Regions from separate parts of the Mus musculus genome. Here regions 1, 2, 3, 4 and 6 are each linked to region 5. Evidence: chromatin loops called from intact Hi-C (ENCODE). Cell type or tissue: left cerebral cortex. All regions are shown on one strand.

What was found. Hi-C counts contacts between places; a loop is a spot of excess contacts. Peaks named below come from ENCODE experiments on the same cell type or tissue, not always from the same donor. Only the 100,000 strongest peaks of a DNase experiment are listed, where the experiment ranks them.
Region 1: a loop joins it to region 5, with 4 times the contacts of the local background. A loop is called at or near these places in 10 of 42 quality-filtered maps.
Region 2: a loop joins it to region 5, with 7 times the contacts of the local background. A loop is called at or near these places in 2 of 42 quality-filtered maps.
Region 3: a loop joins it to region 5, with 6 times the contacts of the local background. A loop is called at or near these places in 9 of 42 quality-filtered maps.
Region 4: it touches region 5 in a loop (2.8-fold over the local background); 8 of 42 quality-filtered maps call a loop at or near these places.
Region 6: a loop joins it to region 5, with 2.0 times the contacts of the local background. A loop is called at or near these places in 2 of 42 quality-filtered maps.

The regions. Positions count from the first base shown.
Region 1 is chr9:46,023,485-46,028,484 of GRCm38, forward strand. The region is part of intron 1 of Sik3 (SIK family kinase 3); the gene reads left to right. Among named protein-coding and RNA genes, the nearest start is that of Sik3, 13 kb to the left of the region's middle. In left cerebral cortex, no CTCF peak of the experiment used is centred here; DNase peaks (open chromatin) are centred at 2,766, 2,887 and 4,707; H3K27ac peaks cover 2,555 bases.
Region 2 is chr9:46,170,585-46,175,584 of GRCm38, forward strand. All of the region lies in intron 4 of Sik3 (SIK family kinase 3), which reads left to right. Among named protein-coding and RNA genes, the nearest start is that of Apoa1, 56 kb to the right of the region's middle. In left cerebral cortex, no CTCF peak of the experiment used is centred here; DNase peaks (open chromatin) are centred at 2,630 and 3,031.
Region 3 is chr9:46,012,677-46,017,676 of GRCm38, forward strand. Sik3 (SIK family kinase 3) reads left to right here and starts at 144. Exons shown (of 25, transcript NM_027498.3): 1 at 144-454. The coding sequence starts at 182. It also overlaps a transcript of Pafah1b2 not described here. In left cerebral cortex, CTCF peaks have their summits at 1,907, 2,906 and 3,105; DNase peaks (open chromatin) are centred at 406, 849, 1,859, 2,704 and 1 more place; H3K4me3 peaks cover 3,326 bases; H3K27ac peaks cover 3,409 bases.
Region 4 is chr9:46,030,059-46,035,058 of GRCm38, forward strand. The region is part of intron 1 of Sik3 (SIK family kinase 3); the gene reads left to right. Among named protein-coding and RNA genes, the nearest start is that of Sik3, 20 kb to the left of the region's middle. In left cerebral cortex, no CTCF peak of the experiment used is centred here; DNase peaks (open chromatin) are centred at 2,286 and 3,970; H3K27ac peaks cover 903 bases.
Region 5 is chr9:46,080,178-46,085,177 of GRCm38, forward strand. All of the region lies in intron 1 of Sik3 (SIK family kinase 3), which reads left to right. Among named protein-coding and RNA genes, the nearest start is that of Gm46110, 3.0 kb to the left of the region's middle. In left cerebral cortex, no CTCF peak of the experiment used is centred here; DNase peaks (open chromatin) are centred at 2,350 and 3,620; H3K27ac peaks cover 2,490 bases.
Region 6 is chr9:46,189,688-46,194,687 of GRCm38, forward strand. Sik3 (SIK family kinase 3) reads left to right here. Exons shown (of 25, transcript NM_027498.3): 7 at 4,476-4,594. Among named protein-coding and RNA genes, the nearest start is that of Apoa1, 36 kb to the right of the region's middle. In left cerebral cortex, a CTCF peak has its summit at 2,188 (motif pointing left); a DNase peak (open chromatin) is centred at 2,161.

The DNA.
Region 1 (5,000 bases), 57 kb before region 5:
TTCATAAGCGTCAGCTTCAGTGCGCATGTACCTCAGGGGCATGACTACTGCTGTTTTGTTTGTTTGTTTTGAGGATTTTCCACAGTTTTTTATTTCATAATTTTAATTTTTTTTTAAATGTGGCAATTGCGTTGGCACCTGAATCTTTAGAATATTTTTTTTTCTTTAGATAGATTGTTAAAAGTGAAATTACTGAGCCAGAGGGCACACATGTTTGAGAGACACCGGATACTTATATTGCCACATTGCTTTCCAGAACGATTGCACCAGGGTTAGCCTTGGCAGCAGTGGGTGAGCAGGCCTCCAGCAGCGGGCAGCTCTGGCTGGCTGGCTGGCTGGCTGACCGGGTCCCGCTGCCTGCGTTGGCATGGGGGACTCCTGTTCGGAAGAGGGGTTGCTCGCCCTTTTCTAGCTTTTCAGAGGCCTTTCCCTGAGCTAGATTTGTGGATCTAACCCCCCATGACTGCTATCGGTTCACCCTCTGCCTGGGCCTCTCACCTCTCCCGCGGGCATGAAGGACAGGAGACTGTTGAAGGAGACAGAGTCCCCATCACAGAGGTAGGCTCTTTGTTGACCACCTGAACCTCTTTTGTTCTTCTTTGTTACTTATTTATTTACTTTTTTTTAAAGATTTATTTATTTATTATATGTAAGTACATTGTAGCTGTCTTCAGACACTCCAGAAGAGGGAGTCAGATCTCCTTAAGGATGGTTGTGAGCCACCATGTGGCTGCTGGGATTTGAACTCTGGACCTTTGGAAGAGCAGTCGGGTACTCTTACCCACTGAGCCATCTCACCAGCCCCTATTTATTTACTTTTGAGACAAGGTCTCATTATGTAGTCTAAACTGACCTCAGACCCAAGCTCCTGCCTTTATCTACAGATGTGGGCCACAGTGGCCAGCTTTGGTTTATGGATTATTTTTATTGTTTTTATTACTCACTTGTTTTGAATTTTCGGCCTGAACAAAATCCATACATTATCATTGAGGTGCTTCCTCTTCCCCAATGTGTGCGTAGTGTTGGGGACCAAGTCCAAAGCCTGAAAGTGCACGCCAGGCAAGTGCTCTACCACTGAGCTGCATTCAGCTCCTGGGATCACTTAACTTAAAAAAGAGAGGCTTAAAAATACTTATTTTAGCCGGGCGTGGTGGCGCATGCGTTAATCCCAGCACTCGGGAGGCAGAGGCAGGCAGATTTCTGAGTTCAAGGCCAGCCTGGTCTACAGAGTGAGTTCCAGGACAGCCAGGGCTACACAGAGAAACCCTGTCTCAAAACACACACACACACACACACGATTTGTATATCTGTGGAGAATACGGTGAGGTGTCTGACCCCCTCACAGGTATTTGTGAGCCACTTCAGTGTTGGGATCCGAACTCTTGTCCTAATCACCACTGAGACATCTTCCCAGCCCAGGTACTCTTTAAACCCTGCTGTGGGTTTCCCTGCCTCCTTTTTCCCTTGCAGTAGGTTAAAGAAGGACATTGACTAATATTTGGATGTAGGGCCAGGGGCTTTTTCTTTGCCCTGGTTGGTTTCCTTCATTTTTCTTTAAGTACACTATAGTTCATTATGAATTCCAGGGTTGCCTTGTTTTTGAAACAAAACAGGAACTCAGGCATTGATAAAGTGGTGTAAGTTAAGCCCATGACTTTTATGTGCCCGCCCGCCCTCCCTCCTTCCAATTTCTTGCTCACATCTCACCCATATGTAATTTGACTTTACTTTAAAAACTTTACTGAATTTGTTTCAAGTTGAAAGCTTAGTTTTTACCAAAGCATTCTCATACCCCCCCCTAATTTTTATCATTTTACCTGGTATTTAATTAAATCACATCACAATTAGTACAAATAGGCATGAAAACAAACAAAAACCTAGGGACAGGTGTGTGACTCGGTGGTAGTGTGTGTGTCTGTCATGTGTGAGCCCGTGGGTTCCACCCCAGCACTGGAAAGGTGCAGACGGCAGCAGTGTCAGCAAAGTCCCCAAGTGTACGTAGCTGATGATGGGGGTGGAGGATGGGGAGGCTGAGCGGTCGGTGGGGGGTGCATGGTGGCAGCTGCATATTGTGCTTTGCCTGAGATGGCCTATAAGCACATCTGAGGTAGGTGAAGTTGTAAACTAGTGAGCGCCTTTAGAGGATGTCTTCACGGATGTGTCTTTATGAGATAATTACTGAACTTCAAAAATCAACTCAGCATGCAAAACAATGGGTTTCATTATAACATTTTTATACATACATGTGCTTTTACTTGAATTAATTTAAAATTGTAAGTACTCTAAAGCTGCTAAGGAGCTTGAAGACAAAATATTTTACAGAAGTTTTTATGATCCTATATACTTTTGGGTGATATTTTTGTCCATTTATGTTAGAATTTGCATGAATCAAACTGAATTTGATAATGGGCCACGATGTTAAAAAAAAAAAAAAAAAAAAAAACTCGGAAGGAAAGAGCTCCCCTCTGTCTCTAGATGAAAAGGTTTGTATCCGTTCATGCCAGTGTAGTGTTCCATGGAACAAATTGACATTTTCGTGTAGCAACTTGTTTTCTGTCTCTGGCAGGCAGTCCTCTTCGGATGCCACAAGAAACAGAATTGTTTGTATTGTGGAAGGAAGGCAGAACAGAGCTGTGTGTTTCTTAGATTGCTCCGGCACCTGCAGGATTCCTTACTTCTGTCTCTGCCTCCTGCCTCCTGTTGTCCTCCCCTTCTGTCAAAATGTTCCCATGTTGCATAAGCAGTGTTCTGACAATACGTGAGGTTTAGTAGCTCTTTTTTTTTTAAACCCGCAAAATAATGTTTTTAGTGATTGTATGTTCTTGGCTTCCTTTCTAAGTTCTGACTCAACAGCCCTACTGTTCCTCTGGCCCAGTGGGGTGGTTGTATTTGGGCATGATCTTTGTGTGCCAGTCAGCTGCAGGATCGGGGCTTTTGCATATTGTACCTAAATAGCTTCTGTGAATGTAGTTGTTCTGGGAGGCAGTTAAATGTTGAGATGGTATTTTCGGATCTCTTTAAAGAATATTACAATGCCGAGGAAGAAAATAGCTTGTTTGAAGCTTGTTACTCATGAGCCCCTGACATGGAGACAGGAGCCAGTGGTTTGAGCCCACTGGCTCTGCCTTCACTGACTTCCTTTTGAGTCAGCAGCTACAGGCCCTGATTGTACCATCAGGGGAAGGGGAGGGGCAGACCAAGCCACCATCTCTGCCATGTGTCAATGCTGCTGCTGCTTCGTCCTCCTCCTCCTCCTCCTCTTCCTCTTCTTCTTCTTTCTTCTATGATTTATTTGATATATGTGAGTACAGTGTCACTGTCTTCAGACACACCAGAAGAGGACATCGGATCCCATTGCAGATGGTTGTGAGCCACCATGTGGTTGCTGGGATTTGAACTCAGGACCTTCAGAAGAGCAGTCAGTGCTCTAAATCGCTGAGCCATCTTCCCAGCCCCAGTCAATGCTTCTTAATGCTCAAGACCACAAATCCATTTTTGAAGACATACTATATTCTTTTTTTTATATAAAAACATTTGTGTGTGTGTGTGTGTTTGTGTGTGTGGTGTTGCTCATGGCCTTTGGCATAAGCATGGAGGTCAGAGGGCAGCTATTAGGAGTTGGTTCTCTTCTTCCACCATGAGGCTCTCAAACTCAGGTCCTTTGGGTTAGCTTCAAGCCCTTTTACCCACTGAGTCATCTTGCCAACCCTAGAATCAATCAATCTCTCCCCCTCCCCATCTCCCTCTTTCTGAGACAGGGTCTCTGTGTGTGTAGCCCTGGCTGTCCTGGAACTCACTCTGTAGCCTCTAACTCATAGAGATCCTCCTGTCTCTGCCTCCCAGGTGGAGGTTGTGCATTCCCCTCCACTCCAATTTGAAAACATACTTGTTCCAGTTGTATCCTCTAAATTTCCTTTCTTACCCAGTGTCATTGTTCTGTTTTCCCAGCTCCTTGAGGGTCCCCCTTTAGCCTGTCAGATGGCCTAACGTCCCCTGCAGCAGTAAACAATGCTGGTGGAGTTGAGGATGCTTCAGCTCCACTTGGCGCTCTGCTCGCGGGCAGCGCCTTGACTTTGGGCAGCAGCAGGCTTTGATATCCGCTCCTTTTCATATAGTTCAGGCACAGGATAGCTCCTCCAGTTTAAATGTTAAGCGTATTGACAGTTGTGCAGCCGTCACCACTACACATTTAGGACACTGTATTCTTCTCAGAGGTCACTGTTCATCTCCTCAGCTCTACCCCCAGTCTCAAGGAGTGACCTGTCAACTCCATAGATTTGCCTCTTCGGTTTTTTCATATAAATGGAGTTTATGTTACTTAGCCTTTTTTATCTGGCCTTTTTCAGGGAGTAAAGTTTTTTCAAGGTTGATCCACCCAGCCTTTTCTGGAATTTCATTTCTTTTCATAGCAGAGTAGTAGTCCTCTGGATAGATAGACATGCTGCATTTTGTTTATCTGTATGGATTGCGTGTTGTCGTGTTTTTACTCTTAGGAGTGATGCTATTATAAGTATTCACATACAGTTTTTTGGGGAGTTGTATGTTCTTATTTCCCTTGTATAGATACCTCACAGTAGAATTGCTTGCTCACATGGTGACTCCATGAAGAACTGCCAAGTGCTTTCTAGAGTGGCTGCCCCGATTTACGTCCCCACCAGCAGTTTATGAGGGTTTTAGTTCCTTTCCTGCCCTGGTTTCGTCATCTGCTGGGTATGAGGCAGCGCTGCTTGGAGCTTTGTAGACTCGAGCTTCCTGACTAACGGAGGAGCATCTGTTCACATGCAAATGACGGCTTGGGAGAAATGTCACTTCCCTTCCTTTTCCCGGCTTACAGTTCCCTTGTCTTCCTTGCTGAGCTAAATTTTAATTTTTTACTTTTTTATTGTTTTGAGAAAGAGTCTTGGTAGGGAGCGCAGGTTGATTACAAACCCACCTTGCTCCTGCTGGGCTGCAGAGGTGGACCACCTACCTACTCTGCTGAGCTTAGCTTATGGTTTCTT
Region 2 (5,000 bases), 90 kb after region 5:
ACATTTAGCTTTGGGGAATCTTAAACTCAGGTCCCCTTGCTTGCATCGCAAGCATTTCCTGAATGAGCCATCTCTCTAGCCCTTAGTGGTCTCTTTCTGTTATGACTTTGATTTCTTTTGTTTGTTTGTTTTTAAAGATTTATTATCTATCTATTTATTTTTATATGAGTATACTGCAGCCGTCTTCAGACACACACTAGAAGAGGGCATCAGATCCCATTACAGATGGTTGTGAGCCACCAAGTGGTTGCTAGGAATTGAACTCAGTACCTCTGGAAGAGCAGTCAGTGTTCTTAACCACTGAGCCATCTCTGCAGCCCACGACTTTGATTTCTTAGGTAAAAATCTTTATGACATTTATCACCTCTGGTTGAGTCTGTAGGCCATAAATCTTTTCCTATCCTCTGAAAAGGGACTGCTGGCTGTCTCCATCTATTATTCAAGGCGATGCTTTAAGCTGGACATCCAGTGCTCACCTGTAATCTCAACATTTGGGAGCCCGAGGCAGAAGAATTGAAAATTCTCCAACCTGGTCTCAATCTCCCACCCCAAAAGTAATATTTTAACATCTGTATATTTGAAAGAGCATAGTGAATTGTAGGTTCATGTATGCTTACCCTTGGAAGTGTAAATGAAAGATTTCTAAACATTGCAGATATAACCTTCCCTCTAAGATACTGGTCATTCTGAAATCATTTCTTCCCGGGGCTTGTTTTCTGTATACAGTCAGCATATCTACAATTATGCTTTTCCCTTTATGTCACCTCAAGTATCCGATCCAGGATGCTCTGTAAAATCACCGTGTGCCATGTTGCATGCAAAGCAATGTACAAGTACAGGTAGGAAGAATCTTTGATCCACCCTGAATTACTGCATGAATATCCAAATTGCTCTTCCATATCCAAAGCCCCCTTCATGACGTTGGCTTCAGCGCTGCACACCTCCCGCTTTCTCGGGCTTTTAGGATGCCCTGTAACTCCAAGTATTTACTTGCCCTTGTGAGCTCATCAGATCCCATTTGATCCGAGTCTTTCCTCTGCTTCCGTTTGTATGTGACTTGTATGGTTTCACTGTGGTGACATTGCACCAGAGTTTAGTCTATGGCATTCTCCATCCTGGGCCACATATGCCTTTCAGCCATAATAGCAGAGATAAGCTAAGGTCACTGTCTAGTGAGCCCAGCCGCAGAGCGACACGTCCTGGCACTCCAGGTTTTCCAGGTGGTACTGGTTCTGGGGACGCAGGGACCTTTTCTAGCACAGAACATGTACTTTTGCAGAAGTGGCTGGGCTATGCTTCTGCTAACTCCAGGGATATCATGCATGACTTAAAAAGTATAGTCGGAAAAATGTTTTTAAAAGTTCTGCCAAAATCTCATCCACTTTTAGTTATCTAATTTTTTAAAAACTCTATCCTGAGTTTTCTTTTTTCTTCTCGCTGTCCATTTGACTTGACCCTTAAGCTAGACATGCTGAAAGAAGGATGCCAAGTCCATAGTGACAGACAGTGGGGAGTGGATGGACGCCTGGTGCTGGGATGGTGCTTAGTACAGGGAGGGCTTCTTTCTGTGGTAAAGTACTCTAAATCCACCCTGGTTACCCAATTCTGAACGTACCAAAAGCCACTGTCGATGCCCCTTAATTAGATGAAATTATAAAGTGTATTATAAAGAGTGGATCTCTGCTGAGCATGTATCAAGAAGCACAGGATGGTCTCATCTTGTCTTATAGAACTTCTCAAAGCCGGGCAGGGAGGGGAGGGAAGCAGAGGCCCATAGCACCCAGCATTTAGAGCTGAGCTCATTTCACCTGATGCAGCTGTGCATTCTGGGTAGTGCCACAAGCCCCACGCAACACCCAGGGCAGTCCCTTCATAGTCTCTTGTATTCACTTAGCAAGCAAGTTCTGAGTGCTCTGTGCTTGATCATGTTCCCCTCCACCCCCATTCAGTTTCCAGTCCACTTTTCTCTCTTTACCTTCCCAGATCACCTAAGTGTGATCTTGGGTTTGTTTTAGGTTTTGTGTGTATGGGTGTGTGGTGTATGTATGATATCTACATGTGCACATTTGCACCTGCACTAGGAGGCCATCAGATGTCCTGCTCTATCCCTCTCCATTCTTTTGTTTGATTGGTTTTTCAAGAAAGGGTTTCTCTGTATAGCCCTGGCTGTCCTGGAACTAACTCGATGTGCCACTACTGCCTGGCTCCCTCTCCATACTCTTTCTCTTTCTCTCTCTCTCTCTCAAGATTTATTTATTTATATGTATATTATTAAGATTTATTTATTTTATGTAGCTGTCGTAGACACACCAGAAGAGGGCTCTTAACCTCTGAGCCATCTCTCCAGACACACACACACACACACACACACACACACACACCCATTCTCTTCAGACAGGGTTTCTCACTGACCCTGCAGCCGACCTGGCAACCAGCAAACCTTAGATTTCCCCCTCCTCAGCAAATGCCGGTTGGCTACACTCAGCCTTTTAGTGAGTGCTTCAGATTTGAACTCAGGCTTGCACAGGAAGCAGGCTTCATGCTGAGTCATCTCTCTAGCCCCCTGCTTCCTTTTTGAGTCATCCCTGAGATGGTGTCCCTTCTGTAGGGATTGTCATACTGCAGTATCCCCTGCAAGTCCTCCAGACACTGATGTTGAATGAGTGTGTGAAGAGATGGAGGCATTCATTTAGAGTCCTGTATGAGGTGCTGGGAGTATGCAGCAGTAGGCAGTGTGAGTAGCAGAAACAGCAGCTCCTGAGCCCATGTGCCTTTGGAAGAGAAATCATAACTTTTTAGGTACAAAGTAACTGATCAAACCCTGGCTCTGTGCCTTGTTGTTGTTGCTGTTGTTGTAAATCTTGTTGATATTTCTGACCCAAGCCAGTGAGAATCCATCCTTGTTTTAGTCTTTGCTTTATTTTTGTTAGAGTTTTTCCTCCTGTGTTGGTTGATATTTAGTTTATTTCAGTTGTCTGTCCTATAAACAGTAAAGGCTGCTCACCCACGTCTTCCCGCCCCTGCTTCAACCACACATCCCAGGGTCCCCCTGCTACTTCACTAAACTGCCAACAGTTCTGAAAAATAGCCCTCTGCTTGAAGTGTGCAGAAGCTGCCCACAACGGTAAGCAGCTAAGAGAAACCAGAGCACATATTTCCTCCAACTCATTTTTTTTCCAGCCCCTCAAGTATTTGTTAGAGGGAGCTGAGTTTTCAAAATGAGTTCCAATGTTCCCGTGTGTTAATAATTTGAGGTTTCTCCTGCATGGATAATTTAAATGTTCAAAACCAACTCATGCTAAAGTTAAATGCACATTGAACTAGCCGTACTCCTAGCTTACCATATACATGGCAGTGATGGAGAGGGATGTGAGGTAAAGAGCCACTGGCAGGGAAGATGGCCACACAGTGCTAAGGAAACCTCGCTTTACAGTGATGCATTGTCAGGAAGGATGCTGGGCCTGCCCCTGCTAGGCTTGGAAACTTAAACTGCGTTTAAATCATCTTTCACAGCACCACCACAAGTGTCCCACTGCAGATTCTTGTTAGTGATGCCAGCGAGCCCTCCGCACTGAGCTGCCTGGGCTGACCTCAAACTTCGAGTCCTCCTGACTTAGCCTCACCTAGCCGGGGTTACAGGCTTGTGCCATCAAGTCTAGGGTCTGTTAGGATTTTTAACAACCTATCCTACTTGCTTATGAAGAGTTTGGACAATTTTGCTCACTGTGTGCAGACTGTGAGGTGTAATTGGACATTGAAAAGATTGGTGGTATATTCTTCTAGTCCTAGCACTCAGAAAGTCAAGGCAAGAGGATTCTGAGTTAGAGACCAGCCTGAACTACAAGATTTCCTTCAGCTTAGGCTGCCTGTGTGGCCATAGGGAGACTCTCCAGCAAGCCATCAATTGGTATGGCTTCCAGCTGATCCATGGGCATGGCTTCCAATGTGTTCTCCTTCAGAAGCAGCATCTGCTGTTTGTTTTTGAGACATGATCTGACTGTGAAGTCCTGGATGGCCTGGAACCCATAATGGAGACCAAGCTGACCTCAAATCCACAGATAACCAATCTTCCTCTGCCTCCAGAATGCTGGGATTAAAGGCATGAGTTACCATGCCGGTCCATAAGCACTATTTCTTACACACTCACTGTGCTCGAAGAAATGCTAAGTATCATGAAAGCCAGGAAAGAATAGTAGCCTTTTTTAAACATGAATGCTACTCTCCCACCCTCCCATCTCTTCGGCCCCTTTCATGTCCCCCCACTCCTTCTCAACTTATCTCCTCTTTGTACCGGTGTGTGTGTGTGTGTGTGTGTGTGTGTGTGAGAGAGAGAGAGAGAGAGAGAGAGAGAGAGAGAGAGAGTTACTTCTGACCACTTGGGATTGGATAACCCTTGGGGCCTCACCTCTGTCGAAGAGAAGACTGACTCTCCCTCTCTTGGTAGCTTTAATTACATGCAGCTCTTCATCTAGAGGTGGGGCCTTGTGAGATTCCCTCCATCCATGCATGATGGCGTGTCAGCTGTGTGTGTTGTCATTGGACAGGTCTCCTTCAGCAACTCTAATAAGTAGTTCTACAGAAACTACGGAGAAAGAATAGACTTCTCTAAGAGAGGTAGAGTGTTTTTAAAGCTGAAAGAATTACACACACAAGATAAAGAGTCACAGGGGAGTACAGAGAAAGGGGGAGGGGGATTGTCTTAGTCAGTACTCTATTTCTGTGAAGACACCATGACCACAGCACCTCTTATGAAGGAAAACATCTTGTTGGCTGGCTTCAGAGGTTTAGTCCATTAGCCTTAGGGCAGGAAGCATGGCAGAGCAGAGGCAGACATGCTGCTGGAGAAAGAGCTGAGAGTTTTACATCTTGATCCACAGGCAGCAGGAAGTTACAGTGACTTTGACTTCTGAGACCTCAAAGTCTCACCCCCTAGTAATGCACTTTCTCCAGCAAAACCACACCCATGCCAACGAGGCCACACCTCCTAATTGCATCACTCC
Region 3 (5,000 bases), 68 kb before region 5:
CTTCGGGCAGTGACGCGCGTCCGCACGTGACGCGCGGTTGCCATGGCGTCGGGCGCCCGGCGGCGCGGGAGCCCCGCCTCCCGGAGTGACGTCTGTCGGCAACCCCCCTCTTTCGGCCCCCCCGCGCCCCCTCCCCCCCGGCCGGCTCCCCGCGGCCCCGGAGGTTTCACTGCACAACAAGATGGCGGCGGCGGCGGCGAGCGGAGCTGGCGGGGTTGCCGTGGCCGGAGCAGGGGGAGCCGGGCCGGCCGGCCGCCTGCTGCCTCCGCCCGCCGCGGGGCCCCCGGCAGCCCCCGCCGCAGTGCCCCCGGCCGCCGTCCCGGCGCGTCCCACAGCCCCGGCCTCCCGCGGGTCGATGGCCGCTCGCATCGGCTACTACGAGATCGACCGCACCATCGGCAAGGGCAACTTCGCTGTGGTCAAGCGGGCCACGCACCTCGTCACCAAGGCCAAGGTAGTGGCGCTGGGGACCGCGCGGCTGCGGGCTGCGCTGCCCGGGGGGCGTTGCAGCAGGGCGGTGGGGCCAGGGGAGTCCGCGATTCCCCGGGGCTCGGGTCAGGGTCAGCAGTGGGGACCGGTGCTGGCGGGAGAAGGCAGGGACCTCAGAGCGGAGGGGTTCCGGAAGGGGGGGCTCCGGGAACTTAGCAGCTGGACATCGGAGAGGTCCCCAGGGCTGTGCGCAGGGTCGGGGGGGGGGGGTGACTGGAAAGGAGGCGTTGGAACTCTCTGGGGGCCGGCGGACTGCACGCCAGGAAGACTCCGGAACCAGCAATTAGGAAACCATCAGAACGAGGGCAGGGGCATATGAAATGTGGACCACAGGATGGGGGAGACGCGCAAACTGGCTGCCTCAGGCTTCCCAGGACGGCTGGGGCATGGGGCTGAGGGTGTGCGGTGGGGTGCAAGACACCGGGAAGAGAAGGACCTGGCACCTATACCAGAGAAAGGAATCCACGTTTGATTATTTAAGACGGGGAGATGGTGTCAGTTGTAAGCCTGAGGAAGTATACTTGATTATGGGAAGAGTCAGTGAAGAAAGCAGGGAAATAAGGGGGAAAAAAATGGAATGGACCCATGACCAGATGTCCCAAGGCTCAGGGTTCCTGGTGACACTAGCTAACCAAGGGTTAAACAATTTAGGATAAGATGGTTTGCTGGTTATTTTTAGTTGTCAGAGGGTCTGAAATGGTGGGCTTTTTAGAACTCGGGGTGGGCTTTTCAGTAGGGAAGGGAACCGTGGGATTGGCACGACAGAATTCCACTCATTTGGGCCCTTTGGTTCCCAAGGGATTTGAGGAGCTGTAGTAGTGAAACTGGCCAAGGTCAGTTAGGAAACCATGTATGTATACGCATGTAGTATATTTTTTAAAGGACTCAGAGGGTAGCACTTTTACCTATCTTTCTTCATTGAGAGTATCAAGGAAAATCATTCAGTTTTGATGGAAGCCACAAAACCCATTTGAATTCCCAACTCGTCTTTGCTCAATACCTCACTTAAATGGATACTTTTAACGTAGTAGTCATTCCTTATATTTAAAACAGTAGCTTGAGTTTTTCTTCCGCCTGGCTAATGAAAAACCTTTACTACCTAAGCATGCTCCTCCGGGAGACCCAGGACTCCCCTCCCCTCCTCCCCCTGGCCGCTGTTTACCTTAGCCTACCTTGTTTTGGCTTTTATAGCAGTCCCTCCCTGCCAGGACTTATCTGGGCCTCGTATCCTGCTTATTGGCAACCTGAAAGTTCCTTTCCTTGCCTCTCTCTGTCAAAGACTACAAGGGGCCCTTCTTCCGAGGGTGGCGGCGGGCAGAGTGATTGGTCAGTTTCACTTCCTCTGGTGGGACCCCTTCAAGCCTCAAGTCTTCAGAGCCCTGTGACAGACTCAAGTGCGCCCTCCTGTTGCAGTCCCTCCCTCAGGTCCGCAGCTGGAGCCGAAGCCGGCATCTCCTTACCCCCTACAGTGTGTTTACTGTTGGCCTAGTCAAACTTGTGTTTACAAACAGAATGCCTCTGTCCCTTGTTTTCTCTCCCCTGTCTGCTTCTGTGGTTATTTTGCTCTGACCTCTGGGAAATGGACTCCACAAACATAATTGGTTGTCTGGCTACGTTCTCTATGATTTAAAGAAATTTGAATTTTTATATCAAAATATTGATTAAAAAAAATCTATGACAAGCTGGTTTGAGTGTCTTATAAACATAACTGCAAACAGTTGATTCTTGGCTTTATATATAAAAGGGACATTTCTGTTTTCAGTAGTCAGCAAAGCCAGGGCCTAATTATGGTTGGTTTGGTTGCTTTCTAGTGTGTGTGTGTGTGTGTGTGTGTGTGTGTGTGTGTGTGTGTTTCAGTTTCCCCTGAGACCTTGGTATCCTTTAGGACTGCAGCCTTTACAGCACTGGCATGTTTATAGACGGGTGTCACTGTTTATGTTGGTTTTTATCTTTGATCGTTTGTGGTGTGCAGTTATGCAGTTCCTATGTATGGAAATATTCAGACTTGAATGAGGCTGAAATGGCTGGGACAATGAGTTGCATGTGTGGAGGAGACCACACCAGCGTTTGTTTGTGCTTCTGTAGCAATGTGCAGTTTCCTGGCTCCAGCTCCAAGGGCCCTATCTTTCTGCTACTTAAATGACTCTGCTGCGAGTGAAGCTCGATTCACAAGGCGCTGTCACGTGCTCAGAGTGCTCCATGGGCATATTTTGGCTTGTGCCCTGCTTATCTGAATACATTTTGGAAGGGTCCTTCAGCACTGACAGCTGAGCTGTGCCCAGCAGCTGCTGACATGGGTTGGGATGGCCTAGTAAGGCCATGGCTTGGTTATATAATGGCAGGGAAGGTGCCTCGGTCCTAGAAGTTGCTGGAGCTGCTGTTCCTTCCTCAGGAGCTAGGCTCTCCTGCAGTGTTTATCTCCCGCAGTCAGGTCGAATAGAGGCAAAGGATTGCTTTTCTTCCCTAGCTCTTTCTACACTAAGTTAGTCGTTTGCCCCTTTAAAGGTGTATGCTTTTTTTTTTCTTTCTGTTTCCTTCTTTATGTCACTGAATGGTCTGAGATTTTCTTCTAATCCTGTACAAAAATCAGACACAGGTAATAATGACGATGCCCATGTCAGCAGAAGGAGGTTAGGCAATAGGCATTTTCTATACATTGGAGAACTATTTATAAACCCCTCTTCCTACATGACCCATTCCAAGGACTAAGAAGCTAAAGCAAACTTCATTTATTGACTAAGCTACTGCACTCTGTCCAACAATAAGAGAAGCTGGCCCCGGTCCAAACTCTGTTAACTCAAACTTCCCAGAGCGAATAGGATAATGAAAAGAAAAGGAACCAACGGGACCCCCCCCCCTTTTTTTTCCTTTTCGTTGTTGGGACCTTTGCAGCGAGGCTCCCCCGTGCTGAGTCTTGACATCCCATCTCTGCAGTGCCGCCAGCCAGCGTCTCTGCAGAAGGCTCACAGGAACCACAGGCTCTGGTCAGCTAGCTCACCCCGGCTTTGTCCTACCTACTTTGATTTTCTTTTTAAAAATTTCTTTTGAGACACATTGCCCAAGGTTCTCTGTCTTTTTGGCAGAACATGATAAAATATTAAGATTTTTAAAAAATATATATTTCTCCCCTTCTCTGATTACTTATGGTCTGTTTCCTGTGCCTAATTGTACCTTCAAGCTAGCTGGATGAACAGAACAAAGAATAGCTACATTCTGTGTATATTAAAAAAAACTTCAGCTTTGCCAAAAACAGCCTGGTTTGATTTGTCTGCTGCTTAAGACTGGGGCACTGCTGGGCCCTGAATACTAGCTAAACCTCTCTGTGCTTGGATTTCGTCATCTACAATGGGATGAGAGTAGCACTCACCCCACAAGCTTCAGTGTTGGGTAGATTAACTGCGATGTGCAATGCTGCCCAGGCAGTGCTGGCATGCAAGGAGTAGGTAAGAAATGTCGTCATTTTCTTCAGGTGCAGTAGTCAGTAAGGTGAGTAAGACTGGCGAGGCCCCACCCCCCACCTTTTTTTTTTCCCCACTCTGGGAAGAGCTATTGACCTCAAGTGCCATTGATTCTGGATAGTGAGACACAAGCTGCATGCCACACTTTCATTCAAGGAGGGTTGGGGGGGAAACTACTGTTTCAAGTGCTACTTTGAAGTTCCTCCACGTGGTACTCTGTAGTCCCAGCTGGTCTGGAACTCTTGGTGACCTTCTTGCCCTCAGATCCCTTGGTGTTGGGATTATAGACAGGAGCTACCACATCGGGCTATGAAATTTATGCAGAACTGTTTTTCATTTAACTGGATTTTATTTTATCTTTAATTGTTTTTTAACAAGAGACCGATCTGATAAACACATTGGCTTTTGCTTTGGGCCATCTCAAAATATTTACTTATTAGCAGTGCTGGGGATTGAACTCAGTGACATGAGGATTTGTACCACAGATGCACATCCTCAGTCCTTGTGTTTGTCTCCCCCACCCACCAAGATGTTCAATGTAGCTCAGGCTAGCCCAGAACTCCATGTGTAACCTATAGAGGCCTTGAGTTAAAAGCCTCTCTTGTATCTCCATTCTCCAGTTCTCAGATGGCTGGATTCTAGGTTTGTTACATGCTATGCTACATGGATTTTTCCTTTCTTACTTTAAAAATTATCTTCAAATTAACTAATTAATTTAAGTGTACGGTACTTTGTTGGCATGGCTGTCTCTGTACCACCTGCAACTGATGCCCCTGGAGGCTAGGCAACAACATTGGATTGGCTGGAACTTTTGTGAGCCATCCGCCTTATGGGAGTTGGGGAGCCTTGGTCCCCTGGAAGAGCACCTAGTGCCCTTAACCACTGAGCCGTTTTTCCAGCCCCACATCATTTCCATGCTTTGCTATAGGGCCCTGTGTGGTCCAGTCTGTTCTCCATCCCACCGCCCCCACGGCACCGGTGTGCTGAGATTTTATGCGGGTCTTCACCTGGCTCAGATTGTCATTGTTTTTTTGTAACTTAATTTTTGCCATA
Region 4 (5,000 bases), 50 kb before region 5:
TCAGGAGGGGGCTTCCAGTCTAGTTCCACCTTGTTTCTGAAGAACTTCTTATAGTATACGTAGTTCTGGCTTGATCTTTACTTTGTTTGTTTGTTTGCTGTTTGAGACAGGATTTCATGTAGACCATGCTGGCCTTGAACTCACCCTATACCACAGGATGAACCTGAACTTCTAATCTTCCCACCTCTACCTCTTAAGTACTGGGGTTGCAGGTGTGTGCCACACCCAGTTCCTGGGGTGCTGAAGATGGATCTGAGCCACTGCTCTGCCAGCTGTGTCACTGCCCTAGCGTCTGGCTCGGACTGTCTTTAAACCTCACTCCAGGCTTGCGGGATGACTGGAAGGCTAAGATCACTTACTACTGTCTGAGAAGTCAGCTTTTAGCAGGATGAGGTAGCTCAGGCCTTTATTAATCGGAGCACTCAGAAGACAAAGGCAGGTGGAGCTCTGGGAGTTGGAGGCTAGCTGCTCTACAGAGTGAGCTCCTGAACAGCCAGGGCTACAGGAGTGAAACCCCGACTTACAAACTTTAAAAGGGGGAAAAGAAACAAAATGAAAGAAAAAAGAACTGAGCTTCTTGCACTGGCATAGAATGCCTCCCAACCACCTGTACTGTGAGTTCCTAACTGACTTTTTCCGGCAAATGGCACCTACGCTCAATTACACCCACTGTGTATGCCACACAAACATAGTATTAAATCATGTCTAAATAGAAATAAAATCAGTCTTTAAAAAAGTCTCCCTCGTTACTTTGGGAATGTTTAGAAAAAAGAAATCTGTTTTTTTTCCCCCTCAATTTTCTTTCTCATTTAGAAAATGATTTCTCTTTATTTATGTATATTGATGTTCTGCTTATGTGTATGTATGTGTGAAGGTGTCTGATCCCTAAGAACTGGAGTTACAGATAATTGTGAGCTGCCATGTGTGTGCTGGGAATTGAACCCAGATGCTCTGGAAGAGCAGCCAGTGCTCTTAAGCACTGGGCCTCTCTCTCTCCAGCTTCCTCAGTTTGTAATGGGAGGGGAGCAGGAAGAGCATCAGGATAGTTGAGTTGGTGCTGGGTTACCTACAGAGAAGGGAGTGGAAGGCCATCAGCCTGACAGTGTTAAGGAGGGAGGGGGTGACGTGGCCGATGCTGTAGTGCCAGCAGGCAGAGCGCTGCGGATTCAAGAGTTCCAGTTCCTCCTGGCTATATAGTGAGACCGTTGAACCTTTTCACCCTCCTTAAAGAGGTTGCAGGAGTTCAGTTTAGTGACCTTGATTTCTCACCTTGGGCCTGGCATGTCACCTTCGTGTGATAAGTAGTACTGCAGTTACATACTGGGTAGCTTCTTGTGGAGTTTAGGAAACTGCTGAAAAAAAAAAATCACAGTTTCTGTACCGTGGCCTCTTTATCTCTGTAAAACATTAGACATTCCTAAACTATGAACTAGAGCATTCTCTTGGACTCCACTAATGTCTTTCTCCTGCACAGCCAACTTCAGGGTTCCCTTAGAGACCTTTAGTGAAGTCTGGAGAAGAGAGCCATTGGAAGCGCCATGCTTTTTGTGATTCCATTCTTGTTTTCGTTTTGATTGGAAAGTTCTAGAGTGCTTCCATGAAGTTCCATTAATTCTAAAAAACGAAAAACAACCAACCAACCCCCCCCCCAAGCTCTTATATTTACAAGTATAGTTTTGCATTTCTCCTTTTCTTTAAAACAACAGAGGTTCTGATGAACCTTCAGACTTGCCTTAGTAAACCTAACCTTGGATTTCAGAATTACTAAAGGAGAAAAATAAATCAAGTAGGTTTGTTTGGGACCCTTGGTCTCCACCCTGCAGTTAAGTGCCACTGAAAATAACCCTGGAATAAAGAGTTTTTTATGTGGCAAGTCTTCCTTCTTGAGTTTTCTCTGGGCAGAGAACGGGCTCCTTTTCTTGCAGATGTTCGTTTTTCTCAATGCTCGTCTTAACGGAGAGGCTTTGCACCTCAGTGAGCAGTGCGTCAGGAGAAGTTAGCTGGCTCCTGTTGATTTGTTGCCCCGAGATTTACTGTGCTTGCAAAGCACCTGTCCGCACTGGAGTTATGCTGCCTGGCCGGCCGGCCGGCCGGCTTTTACACTTGGTTCCAGGAGAGGCAGCTACCTGTTGGAACACAAGAGAAAGAGAAAGAGGAGCCAGCAAATCTCTATCTGCTTTCACAGAAGAGGCTTTCCAATTAGAAAGCTTTCGTAGGCTTAACCTTCTTGCCCTAAAGTAACCCAGTGTTTCATTATGGATTCTGCTGAGGTTTTGGGGCTCAGTGCCAGGAGGGAGAGGACTAAGAAGGAATGTGAAGGGAACATTCAGAGGATGGAGCCCAGCGTCCACAAAGTGCTGCTTCATAGACTTGCTCCAAAAATAACGTGCTCACCGTAGGGGAGCCAGAAGAGAGGTGCGGTCGCTGCACTTTTGGGCAGTGTCAGGGGCTGGGGTGTTGCTCCAGTGTGATTAGAGCTATGTTTCAGATGATGTCATTTAAAATTTTATGTTTGGAGAACATTGTCTTTGGAAATTAAGGGGGAGAAAAAGGTCTATTTGGTTTTATTTTATTTGTATAAGTGTTTGTATGTCTGTGCATCCACTTGCATTCTGTTGCCTATCGGAGACGAGAAGAGGTTGTCTGATGCTCTGAATCTGCAGTTAGAGGTGGCTGTGAGCCATCATGTGGATGCTAGGACCTGAACTGTGGTCCTCCGAAAGTGCAGCTGGTGCTCTTAACTACTAAGCAGGTTTTTTAATCCCTGCCTCTGGAAATGTTATTTACCCCCATGCAAAAGCTATTCAGCAAAGTTTAGAGGACTATCCTTCCAGATTGGAGGAAGTTCATCTCTCCGAACAGGGGCAGTGCTCTGCATGGTAGTCACTTAATCCTTGAAGTTCAGGTTAAGAGCTTGCTTCGATCTTGTAGGCCTTGAGCGATTAGGATTTGATTTAGAAAAGTTAGCATTGGATGTAACCGCTCCATGCCCTGAAGGTAGGAAGTGTTATAGTTCAGAGGCCCCTTCTAAGTAAGCTTAGAGTTATAAATAACATTGAGTGTGGAAATGCCTTGCACACAGACTCATAATTAGCAAGTCAGGAAGTTTGACTAGAAGGAATAAATTAACCTCAGTTGCTGATGGAGTGAGATCATGGAGGGAGCATAGCTGTTAAGTGTCATGTTCAAGCTGGCCCAGGAAGTGACTTGTCAGACTTGCTGGCCACCTCATGCTGCCTTGGCCTATCGGCATTTAGTATGTAGTAGAAGAAATGATGTTGCTTCACCATTTATAGAAAATAAGGGTTCCAAGTGGCAGTGGCTGAGAGAAGCCCTCCAGGTTGCCTCCCAGAGGCAGTGGATCTCATAACTGTCTTCAAGAGTGTTGATTTTTTTCCTTTTTCTTAAAAACAAAAACAAAAAAACAAAAATCGAAACAAAACAAGCCAAACAGTGGTGGCTCATGTCTTTAATCCTAGCTATTGGGAGGCAGGGACAGGTGGGTCTTTGTGAGTTCGAGGCCAGCCTGGTCTACAGATAGAGTTCCAGAACAGCCAGGGCTATACAGAGAGATCCCGTTTCAAAAAACCAAAACCAAGCAACCAAAGACCAACAACAAACTTTTTTTTTTTTAAATTTCAAAACAGGGCCTCACTGGACTGGGTAATCATGGCTGTTCTAGAACTCACTATGTAGACCAGGCTGGTCTTGGACTAACAGATCCTCCTGTCTCTGCCCCCTGAGAGCTGGTGTCAAGGACATGTACCACCACACCTGCTCGCTCCCTTCCTTCCTTCCTTCCTTCCTTCCTTCCTTCCTTCCTTCCTTTCTTTCTTTCTTTCTTTCTTTCTTTCTTCCTTTCTCCTGACTGTTAGAGATTGAACCTAGCTAAGGAAGGAAGCACTCGGCCGCCAAGCACACCCCCAGCCTCCTGAGGTATTTTGGGTATGGCCATTATTCACTCTCTTAAAGTAGGCGATCCACACAGCTGTGTAGTCCTACCCATACCTTCTTTTCTGGTATCTGGAGTGTTTCTCTGCTAGCCTTGGGAGGAGCTCTCTCCTTCCTCTTTTCTCTTACATGAAAGGGCCTGGTTTACTTTTAACTATTGAGTTACTTTCAATCTATTGCTGATTAAAAAAACCAGAGGGAGGTTTTTTTTTTTTAAATATTTTTTATTAGGTATTTTCCTCATTTACATTTCCAATGCTATCCCAAAAGTCCCCCATATGCCCCCCACTCCCCTACCCACCCATTCCCACTTTTTTTTAGATTTATTTATTATATGTAAGTACACTGTAGCTGCCTTCAGACACTCCAGAAGAGGGAATCAGATCTCGTTACGGATGGTTTTGAGCCACCATGTGGTTGCTGGGATTTGAACTCCAGACCTTTGGAAGAGCAGTCGGGTGCTCTTACCCACTGAGCCATCTCACCAGCCCCCCCATTCCCACTTTTTTGGCCCTGGCGTTCCCCTGTACTGGGGCATATAAAGTTTGCAAGTCCAATGGACCTCTCTTTCCAGTGATGGCTGACTAGGCCATCTTTTGATACATATGCAGCTAGAGTCAAGAAGAGAGTGCCGCCTATAGCCCAGGTTGGCCTTGAATTTTATACCCAAGGATGACCAAAACTTTTGATCCTTTTCCTCTACTTCTGAGTGCTGGGAATGCAGGCTTGCGCCACAGGCGGTGTTGTTTGTTTGTTTGTTCTGTGCCACACTGAGGACCAGATCTTGGGCCTTGTGCATGTTAGGCAATCACCACCTAAGCCACAGCCCTAGCACCTAACTGTCTCTGTTACAGTTTTGTGTATTGATTAGGAACTTTTAAGTCATAATAGAAACTTGTTATAATTAAATCCATATAACATGGTCATACGTTTCTTATTTAAGCCTGCCTGTGTCTATGAGGTAAATGCATTATTTTACATTAGTTTGTTTTACAGTAATTGGGAATCACACCCAGGTCCCGGCACACGTGCCAGGAAAGTACTCTAAG
Region 5 (5,000 bases):
CTGCCCTTGAACTCACGTAGATCTGCCTGCCCCTGCCTCCTAAGTGCTGGGATTAGAAGTGGTGTGCCACTATTGCCTTGCCTAACTATCTTTATAGCTTACATTACTATTTCTTATCTCAAAAGTCAACTCAAAAATGGATCACAGGTTTAAATGTAAACTGAAAAGCTAAACATTTTCTGGAAAAAGAAAGTAGAAAAAATTTTTGGAAACAGGAGCAAGGTAAAGAATTCTCAGATTTGACTCCAAAAATCATGATCTATAAAAGGAAAAAGTGATAAAGCTGGCTTCAAAAGCTTTCATCAAAAGCTGCTTTCATAAGCATGGACAGAGGACGAGGTGTTTAGTTAAAATAAATAAATAAATAAATAAATAAATAAATAAATAAATGCCTACAGAGTGCTACAGAGTGTAGTGCAGTCTCAGTACCTGTCATCTGTTACTTCTTTTTGCTCATCTGAAAACTATGCTAATGTGCTGTAATCCAAGCCCTTGGGAGGCGGAGATAGAAGGGTCAGGAGGTCACAGCCAGCCTGAGCCACGTTATAGAATGGCCAAACTTACTGCAGAGTGGGAAAAAGAACTCACCAATCAGATGTTCAGTAAAAGAGCAGTGCAGGTGGGCCCTGTGCCCGTGAGTTCCTCATCTGAGGAGCCATCCAATTGTAGGTCCAGAAGATTTTAAGATCATTAATATTAGAGGCATATTATGGTACATGTAAATATACCATGTTGGACAAGGGTCTTGAATATCTTTGGGTTTTGTTAGGGGATGGAATAGTCTCAAATTAGTGCCCCACAATTAAAAAATGGCTTGTTGCCTCTGGAATAAAGAATTCCAGTCTCCAGGTAAGAAAGCCCCAGTAAACTAGTTAGAAATTGGCAAGAGGGGAAAGACATTTTACCAAGAAGATGTACAGGTGGCCCATAAGCATGGACAGAGGACGAGGTGTTTAGTTAAACTTAATAAATCAAAAAAAAAAAAAAAAGCCTACAGAGTGTAGTGCAGTCTCAGTACCTGTCAGTCATCTGTTACATTTTATGTTTGCCTACCTGCTTTCCTGCCTTTGTGTGTAGTATGTAAGTGAATGTTCACGGTGTGCAGATGCGCTTGTGTGAGCATGTGTGCAGGTCACAGGGCAGTCACCTTCCTCTATTGCTCTCCACGTATCTTTTGAAGTGAGGTCTTTCGCTGACCCTAGAGCTGACTGTTGTGGTTGACTAACTGGCCAGCAAGTCCCCAGGACCTTCCTGTGCCCAGGTCCCCAGTACTGGTACTATACTCGGTTATGAGGCTGCTGGGGATCTAGACTCAAGTCTCCATGCCTGGACACAAGTACATGACCCATGACACCATCTCCCGAGCCCCTGCATCTTTATTTATATATAAATATATATTATATATTTAAACACTTAACTGAATATGCTGGGTTTCATTTCAACATATTAAGTACTTTATATGTCAGTTAAAACTACCTATGAATACAAATTTCAAACAGCTCATACTCTTGTTTTATGGCTTTACCATAATTTATTTGAGTTTCTGCTGTGTGTTTAAGATTTTTCTCCTTTGTAACTATTATAAATAATATTCTGATGAATAATTTTGCATATAAGGCCACAGTTGGGGCTCCTGGATGTTTAGAATAGATTTTGAGGTGTGAAGTCACTGTTCATGGGCCCAGTACACTGTTAAGTAGTCATCAACGTAATGTACAGAGAAGCTTTCGGTTTTCATGATTTTGGGTAGGGGATACACACACACATGCGTACATACATGCACACACACACATGTATTATATGCAGAGTGGAAAAGGGAAGGAAAGCCGCCTGTTCTCACCTCCACTCTGGGCTCCTGGCCTTTCATTCATCTCTCTTCTGCTCCTTGACATCGCTCTTCCTTTCTCTGTGACTGTTTGGGTTTCTTATGGCTCTGTCCTCAACCTGGCATTTGTGTTTACATTCTGCTTCTGTTAATCAGAGCCAGCCCTTCCCCTTCCACTACAGTTTACAGTATATAATAGCTTGTTTCTTTAGAAGTGTAGAACCCAGTTTCATATTGCCCACTAGATGCCTTTGCCTTAAGCCATGCTTCACAAACTCAAGTGTGTGAAGTTTACCAACTCATCCACTTTCCCTGAGGACTACATGACCTTTCCGTGCTGGAAGCAGAAAGTCTGGAAGGTAGCCTACATTTCCCTTTGAATTTTGCTCAGTACATCTTGTCAGTTACCATGTGTTAAGATTCTATTTCCAAAATAGCACCCTAATTTGTTACCTCCCCCTTTTCACTGTTTGTAATTGAGGGCCTCACATTTCATGTGCTGCTGCGTTGGAGTCTAACTCTGTGCCTATTTCTGGTCTCATATCCCTCTTTTATCTCGCCCACTAAAGCGAGTTTGTATTTTTAAATCCTGGATTTTAGCATCTTACTCATGTTCACTGTCCAATATTGCCAGTAAAGCAAAGCCTGCTGTCCTTAGCCCAGCGTTTGTGTGCCTGGGCTCTAGAGCTTGGCTCCTGCTGTTACAGCCTCATGTCTGCAGTGCCTGTGGTGACTATAGGCTGTGCCAAGGCACTTCCTTTGATGTTACGTGTCTTTTTTTCTGGCCCGAGGGCCATTGATCATCCATGGTCTCCACTTGCCAGATCTCTATGACATTCAAGCTCCGATGCTACTGTAACTTCCCAGGGAGGGGCCCCCACAGTGAGACCTCCTCACCCTATTCCCACTCCTCAGTGCCACATCAGAGTACTTATCTCCCTACCACAGTTAGAGTGTCCCTGACCACTAAGCTAGACTGTAACACACCTTCTCAGACCACCTAAAGCAGGAACTGTGTGCACTGTTTATTACCTTAGAGTATTTAATAATTAATGTATTTAATAGACATGTCTTGAGTAGATGAAGGAAGACGGGTCTCAGGGTGAAAGGCAAGGAAGGGTTTGATGTTGAGGCAGAGTTCAGGTGTGGAAGCCATAGGAACGGAGCTTCTTGTGTGACCAGCTCTAGACAGGCCACTTTCTCCTTGCTAGAAGTAGCAATGGCAGCAGTACTAAAACAGCAGTTGCTTTTGAAATGGCAAATGCCTGCACATTTCAGTCTCTATTACAAGTACTGGTGGATCCTGGACAGCAAGCTGCTCACTTGAAATGTGGTTTTCACTTATAAGTGGAATGACGTGAGACTTGGAGGAGACATGCCCGTCCGTTACAGGTCAGGTTATACTTGGCTTTGTGATAGCTTGGGTGCTTGTGGACCGGTTGCTCTTGCCTTGTCTCATCAGATGTTCAGACAGTGAAGATAGGTCGGCTGAGTCACTTTGAGACAAGTAGCCCAGAATTCTTATTTAAGGTCTCTGATGTGAAATTTCCAGGGTGACGAAGCATGCAGATGTGAACAGAGTTCCACGTTATTTCCTGATGTGGCTTGACTTTTCTACCTCTTCCTGCTGTCAACCCTGTGTGCCACTAGCCCGCCTTGCTTTCCATACTGTCTCTAGAGATGTATAGTTAGCAGCAGTGACTAATACATTGTCAAGAAACGCTACTATAACCTTTTAAGTCTGACGCGTAAGCCAGAGCTGAAAGCTGTAGCCTCTGCACTGCCTCTGGATGACTGCATGTTCCCACCAAGTGAGTCACATCATGAATATGCATGAACTTATAAAAACAAGCTTTTATAAGAAACTCTGATGTGCGGAAACAAACCTCATCAGTAGTAGTTCCCAAAAGCTCTCCACCATTGCTGCCCGGGCCTTGACTGTGTCCCTCCCCTCATCTCTTGTACTGAATTTTAATGATTTTTCCCTATTCTTTTTCCACATGGAGGTACTTAGTTTTACTGTTTGGCTACTCCCTTTGGATGAGTGAAACTGCCAAGATGCAGGTTAGGTTGACGAACGGGTAGCAGCCTGGGCCACACCGGCACATCGGACTTCTTGATACTTACAATAAAAAGAAAGTATTTCTTGTCAGTTGATTTCTCTCCTTCTATCTTGTGGTCCTGAGGATGGAGTTTAGGTCAGACTCAGTAGCAAGCCCTTTTAGCTGCTGGATGTTTGTAAATGTTAAATAATGTTCCTGGGGACTAGAGATGGCTCGGCAATTAAGAGCTTTTACTCCTCTTGCAGAGGACCGGAGGTGGGTTCCTAGCACCCTTGTTGGGTGCTCACGACCACCTGTGACTCCAGTTCCAGGGATCTGATGTCTTCTTCTGGACTCCTCTGGCACCTGCACTCAGGTGCACAGGCACACATAAAAGTAAAATCAATTCTGATTAGGTAGCGGGAGTCTCAGCACTCAGGCGGCCGAGGGCTGTGCCCACCTAATCGCTCCACCAGTCAGCTTTATGGCAGTGATGTCTTTTCAGTGAGATCATACACAAGAGCACTGGAGAGATAGCTGATGCAAACTCCTGCTTAGTGCTGTGGGACATTCCAGGGCTACTTACATGACCTTTGAAAAGTAATACTCACTTGATTTTCACAGTAGACTGCATTTAGAAAATATTACTGTTGTGTTAGTTAGGTTTCGACAGTTGGAACCCAAAGCAGCTTGGGAAGATGAGGGAAGTTGAGGAAGTAGGAGGGCAGGGGCCTCGGAAGAATCACTCATTTCTTGTGGCTGTACTTGTGTGTTACCCCCGCCCCCTTTTCTTCTTCTTCTTTTTCTTTTTCTTTTTTTTTTTTTTTGTATTGTGAGACAGGGTCTTACTGTGTAGTTCTGGATGGCCTGGAGATCACTCTGTAGACAAGGCCCATTTTGGACTTAAGAGATTAACCTACTTCTGCCTCCTGGGTGCTGGGAATAAAGGCATGTGGCTTCTGCCTGTCAACCTGTCTTCTTATAGCACCCAAAAACAGTCCAAGGGTGGCACTTTCCATAGAGAGCTGGGTCCTCCCACATCAGTCATCAATCGAGAAAATGTCCTACAGGCTTACCCAGCCTAGTGGGGACACTTTCTCCATTGAGGGTTTTCTCTTCCAGTGACACTAGCT
Region 6 (5,000 bases), 110 kb after region 5:
CACGTCATCAGCTGGATGCGAGAATTGTTTGGATTTGTTTTTCTAAAGCTATGCTGGGTGCTACCTCAAACACTAAAAATGGTCATTGTTTGTTTGTTTGTTTGTTTGTTTGTTGAGGCAAGGCTTCTGTGTAGCCCAAACTGTCCTGGAACTCACTCTGTAGACCAGACTGGCCTTGACCTCAGAGATCTACCTGCCTTTGCCTTCCGAGTGCTGAGATTAAAAGGGTGTGCCACCACGTCCAGCTTCTAATAATGTATTTTTAAAGGTAGTGTTTAGATTAAGAATTCTCTAGGGGGGCTGGTGAGGTAGTTCAGTGGATAAAGGCCCTAACTACACAAGCCTGCTAACCCAAGTTTGTTTCCTGGACCACTAACCAGTCCATCCTCCCTTAAAGGTGGAAGAGAATGAATTGAATTCACAAAGTTAGCCTCTGACCTCTACACATAGGCCATGTATGCATGCATGTGTGTGTGCACACACAATAATAATAAAATAAACCACCCCCAGAAATCCAAATGCTTAGAAGACTGAGGCAGGAGGACCATGAGTTTAGGATTAACCTGAGTCTGGCTTATCTCAAAAAAACAAAGAAAGGACAACAATAAAAATAAACAGACTCTACTGTTTAGTATCTGCCTAAGTTTCTTAATGTCTCAGTTTTAATTTCTTAAAAAATGTAGATTATAATAGGTGTCCTGTATAGGTTGAGGCTTTACAGGACGTAGTACTCTGCCTACCACACCATAGCCAACCATGATAATATGGGCAGGAATGTCTCTGCAGGAATCACTCTACTGACATTTCATTTCCGTCTCTCTGGTTTTGACCCCATACAGCAGCACACCTAAATCTTTAGTAAAATAATGGTTTTCTGGCAACTCCAGCTTGAAGGGTGGGAATGACTGTTCTGTTGTGACTTCTTAGGTATTTCCATGGTAGTCAGCCTCCAAGTGAACAGGCAGAAGCCATTGTTCTCCAGGTCTGTTGCTTTTGGTTTGGGAACAATATTGAGCACGCACTTGGCCTTGATGACCTCCTGTCTGGGCCCCTAGGTACTGAGGCTCTAGGAATACACCTCCACAGCTAGCCTCTGAGGACGGTGCTACAGCTGTCAGCAAGGTTTATCAGTCACTGATGCGCCTGCCATTTGGGAGGACCTGGCTCATGTTTGGACATTGATGCTGTTCTGAAAGGTGCAATTGCTGTCTTGGAAGCTTCCCATTCTTCAAACATGAGTCTGTGAGTCTGTGAGTGACAGCAGGAGACTACCATGTGACGCATTTCTAGTGAAAATGAGATTACTACATCATACACAGACCATTCCTTTATCACTGTCACAGAGTTTTGAGAATTGGGGGTAGGTGACCAAGGAGTTCCTTATGTCCCCTTGTTATGCAGAAGAGTGATCTGTAAAATAAGTAGCTGTGACCCTCTGGGAAGGGTCAGTGAGGAGCCACTTTGCTGGGGCGTCCTGAAGAGCCGACAGGTTCCCTCTGCTCTGCTTCCTTCTCCGTCTGCTCACTTGAGTATCCTGTGGTTGTAGGTTTGAAGACGGTCATTGCCTTCATTTTCACATCCTTTCCATATTTTGTGTAGAATAACGTGTCCAGAGCTCGCCTGAATTCAATTTTATGAGCTATATGATACTGAGAAAACGTGGCTTGATGCTGAGTTCGGCCATGTTTCACCCTCTGCAGCAGATGAAATGTGTTAGCTTCTGACCGTCGGCCAGTTTCTGCTCCATGTGACAGCTAGGATCAGTGCTTGCCCTTGTGCCACCGACACAAAACAGAGTCCCTAATCTGGGGAAGCTATGAAAACTCTTTGGCTCCTTGAACAATCAAAGATTAATACAAGTTTGTGTACATAATTTCATAATTCCTTGTGGTTTTTTTGTTTTTTGTTTTTTGTTTTTTTTTTTTGTAGTGAGACTTTCAGGGTCTCTTAGGATAAAATCTGTTAAGGATGACTGAGAAGAAGTTTCAGAAGCCTGGAGTTGAGATTTGCACTGGGACTTATGACAGGTTATTTTGTTTGTTTGTTGTTGTTTAAAGAAATTGCCTAGGAGAAGAACTCTTTGTTTTAAAGCAAGCCTGTTACAGACATTTTTTGGCCTTGGCCCCCTAATGTCTTACATGAAATTTTGTGCAGAAAGACCAAAGGAAAAGAGTGGACTGCCATCTAGAGGCTTGAACAACAATGTTACAACTTCAAAAGCTTAACCGGCCTCTGTGTACTCAACTTTGTGAATTAAGAACAACTTTTTTCTTTCTTCTTCTCTTTTCTTTTCTTTTCTTTTCTTTTCTTTTCTTTTCTTTTCTTTTCTTTTCTTTTCTTTTCTTTTCTTTTCTTTTCTTTTCCTTTCCTTTCCTTTTCCTTTTCTTTCCTTCCTTCCTTCCTTCCTTCCTTCCTTCCTTCCTTCCTTCCTTCTTTCTGTCTTTCTGTCTTTTTGTCTTTCTTTCTGTGATGACAGACATGTATGTCATAGATGCTTCACTGCTGTGTCTACCCTTGCTACTGTAGACATAATTTTAGAATGGAGATGCCATGGTCTTTGAGATAGGAACTGTACTTGAATATACCTTTACTCACAAAGTAAAAACAAATCAATGTTTTTATTTAGCATCTGTTTTGGATTTTACATTAAAAATTAAGAGTAATTCTTTTAAATGACTCTGAGTGTATATTTCATGATAATGATGCTACTATAAGTGGTGTAGAAATTGCAGAGTTGAATTTGTTCTGGAAAAAAATAGATGACTAGAATGTATATCCGCCTGATGATGCATTATAGGACAGTCAATAGCATATCCTTATGGTAGCTGAATGTTTTAACATTTCAAAGTCTTGTTTGTTCATTTATAAATGTGCATCTTTATAGTACCTGATCTAGGATTGTTATGAAGACTAAGTGAAATAAAAAGCATCTTCACGATACAGTCTTACTTGGTTAAGATGAATATTCAATAAATATTCATACATTCAGTTCCCATTAGATATAATGATCATTTTTGGTATTGGATATTCCATATTGCAGTAAAAAGGACACATGCCTTGCATTGTCGCAGAGATTGTGTCAGCAAGCACAAATACGAACAAGAGAAGTCCTTAAATAATTCATGTAAAGAAAAGTCACGTGACACAGTGAAGCGTAACCGAGCCTGTTTTCATGTCAGAGGTCAGAGATGAGTTTCTGAGGAAGTGACAGTTAAACTCTTTTTTTTTTTTTTTTTTTTTTTTTTTTTTTTTTCCATTTTTTATTAGGTATTTAGCTCATTTACATTTCCAATGCTATACCAAAAGTCCCCCTTACCCACCCACCCCCAGACAGTTAAACTCTTACCCGCATGACAGGCAGCCCTCCATGAGAAGGCCTGTGGAGTTTCCATTTCAACTAGAGGACTAAGCATGGAGGCCAGACAGCTAAGAGAACTTCACTGTGGGAAATCAGACAGGAACTTTTTAGGCCCAGGACTTAACATTTTCATTTTGAGGGTCATGAGAAGAAACTGTAGAGTTATTAAAGTGGTGATGTTAGCCTTAGCCTTAGAAAAATGCCAGTGGAGACTAAGACAGACAGAGGCAGGAAGCCCGCTTGGGAACCTTTTCTGGCTGTCTCAGCCAGCAGCGACGGCTTGGGATGGACCCTTTGGCTCTGTAGGATTGTGGTTAACGGCACCAGGTCAGGGGTTAGGGGTAAATTCTTGGGGTAAACTGCTTACATTGCTGTGTTTGGATCCCTAGCACCCATGCAAAAGTAGACATGGTGGTACACACCCGAAATCCCAACACTGAGGGTCAGGATGCGAAGATCTCGGGTTCACCAGCCAGCTCATATAGTGGAGCTTCAGGCTTATGTGAGTCACTGTCTCAAAAAGTATATAGTGGAAACAATTAAGGAAGCCATCGTAGCGTTACCTCTGACCTCCATCCTTGTTCACATAGACAAATGACCCTGACACACATGCACACACCCATCCTTGTTCACATAGACAAATGGTCCTGACACACACGCACACACCCAGGTAGACATCCAGACTATTGGTTTGGATCTGACTGTGGCCTCTGGGCTGAACCTGGGCCATTTCTAAAGTGGGAAGGATGTTCACAAACTGCTCTTAGGTTTGTGGTGGGGCTGAGGTAGCAGTTGTAAAGCGCTGTGAATACGTGCGCAACGCGGCCTCATCACTGTCTGCCGCCTTCCCTATGACTGTTGCTCCAGCATGGTCATCAGAGCTCCCAGTTTACACATGAGAGCTTTTGTAAAGTGGGTGGCTTTGAAATCAGAATATAGGCTTCTGTTTTGGAACTCTCTCTCCAGGATAACCTGGAGTGTGAGTTGAAGGCAGAAGAGAAACAGAACTAAAACAGGGAGCCGAGACTCTACCTACTGCTCTTACATCTAGCCCTATCAGCTCTACCAGCCCCCCAGACCCCCCACTAGACTGAGGACAGCTGTTTGTCTGTTGCAGAGTGTGAGCACTTGATCCGCCACATGCTGGTGTTAGATCCAAATAAGCGCCTCTCAATGGAACAGATCTGCAGGCACAAGTGGATGAAGCTCGGAGATGCAGACCCCAACTTTGACAGGGTAAGCCGGACCCTTGCCTCAGGGAACTCCTGATTAACTCCTTCTCTTCTTCAGTGGTTGTGATCTGCCTAGGACCTAAAGAGATGAGCAGTAGGAACCAGCTGCTGGCTAAGACCAGTGGCAGGTGAATTCACAGGGAGCCGCGGGATCCAGCAAGGCTGTGGAGACAGTGATACTGGGCATTACCACAGAAATCATAGTTTGCTTTTGACTTCTGAGACAGCATACTCCCAGTTCTGCAGGTCACTGCCACCAGAGTGCCTTTCTTGTCTTGAGTGCGCTCCCTTCAACAGCTTCTGTCACATACTGCTGCACCCCATTATGATCACTCTCGTACCCCAGGAGCTCAGGAAGCAGCCCTGAGGGTTTTGTCAGCCCATAGCTGATTGCCAGAACTGTCTTGCTT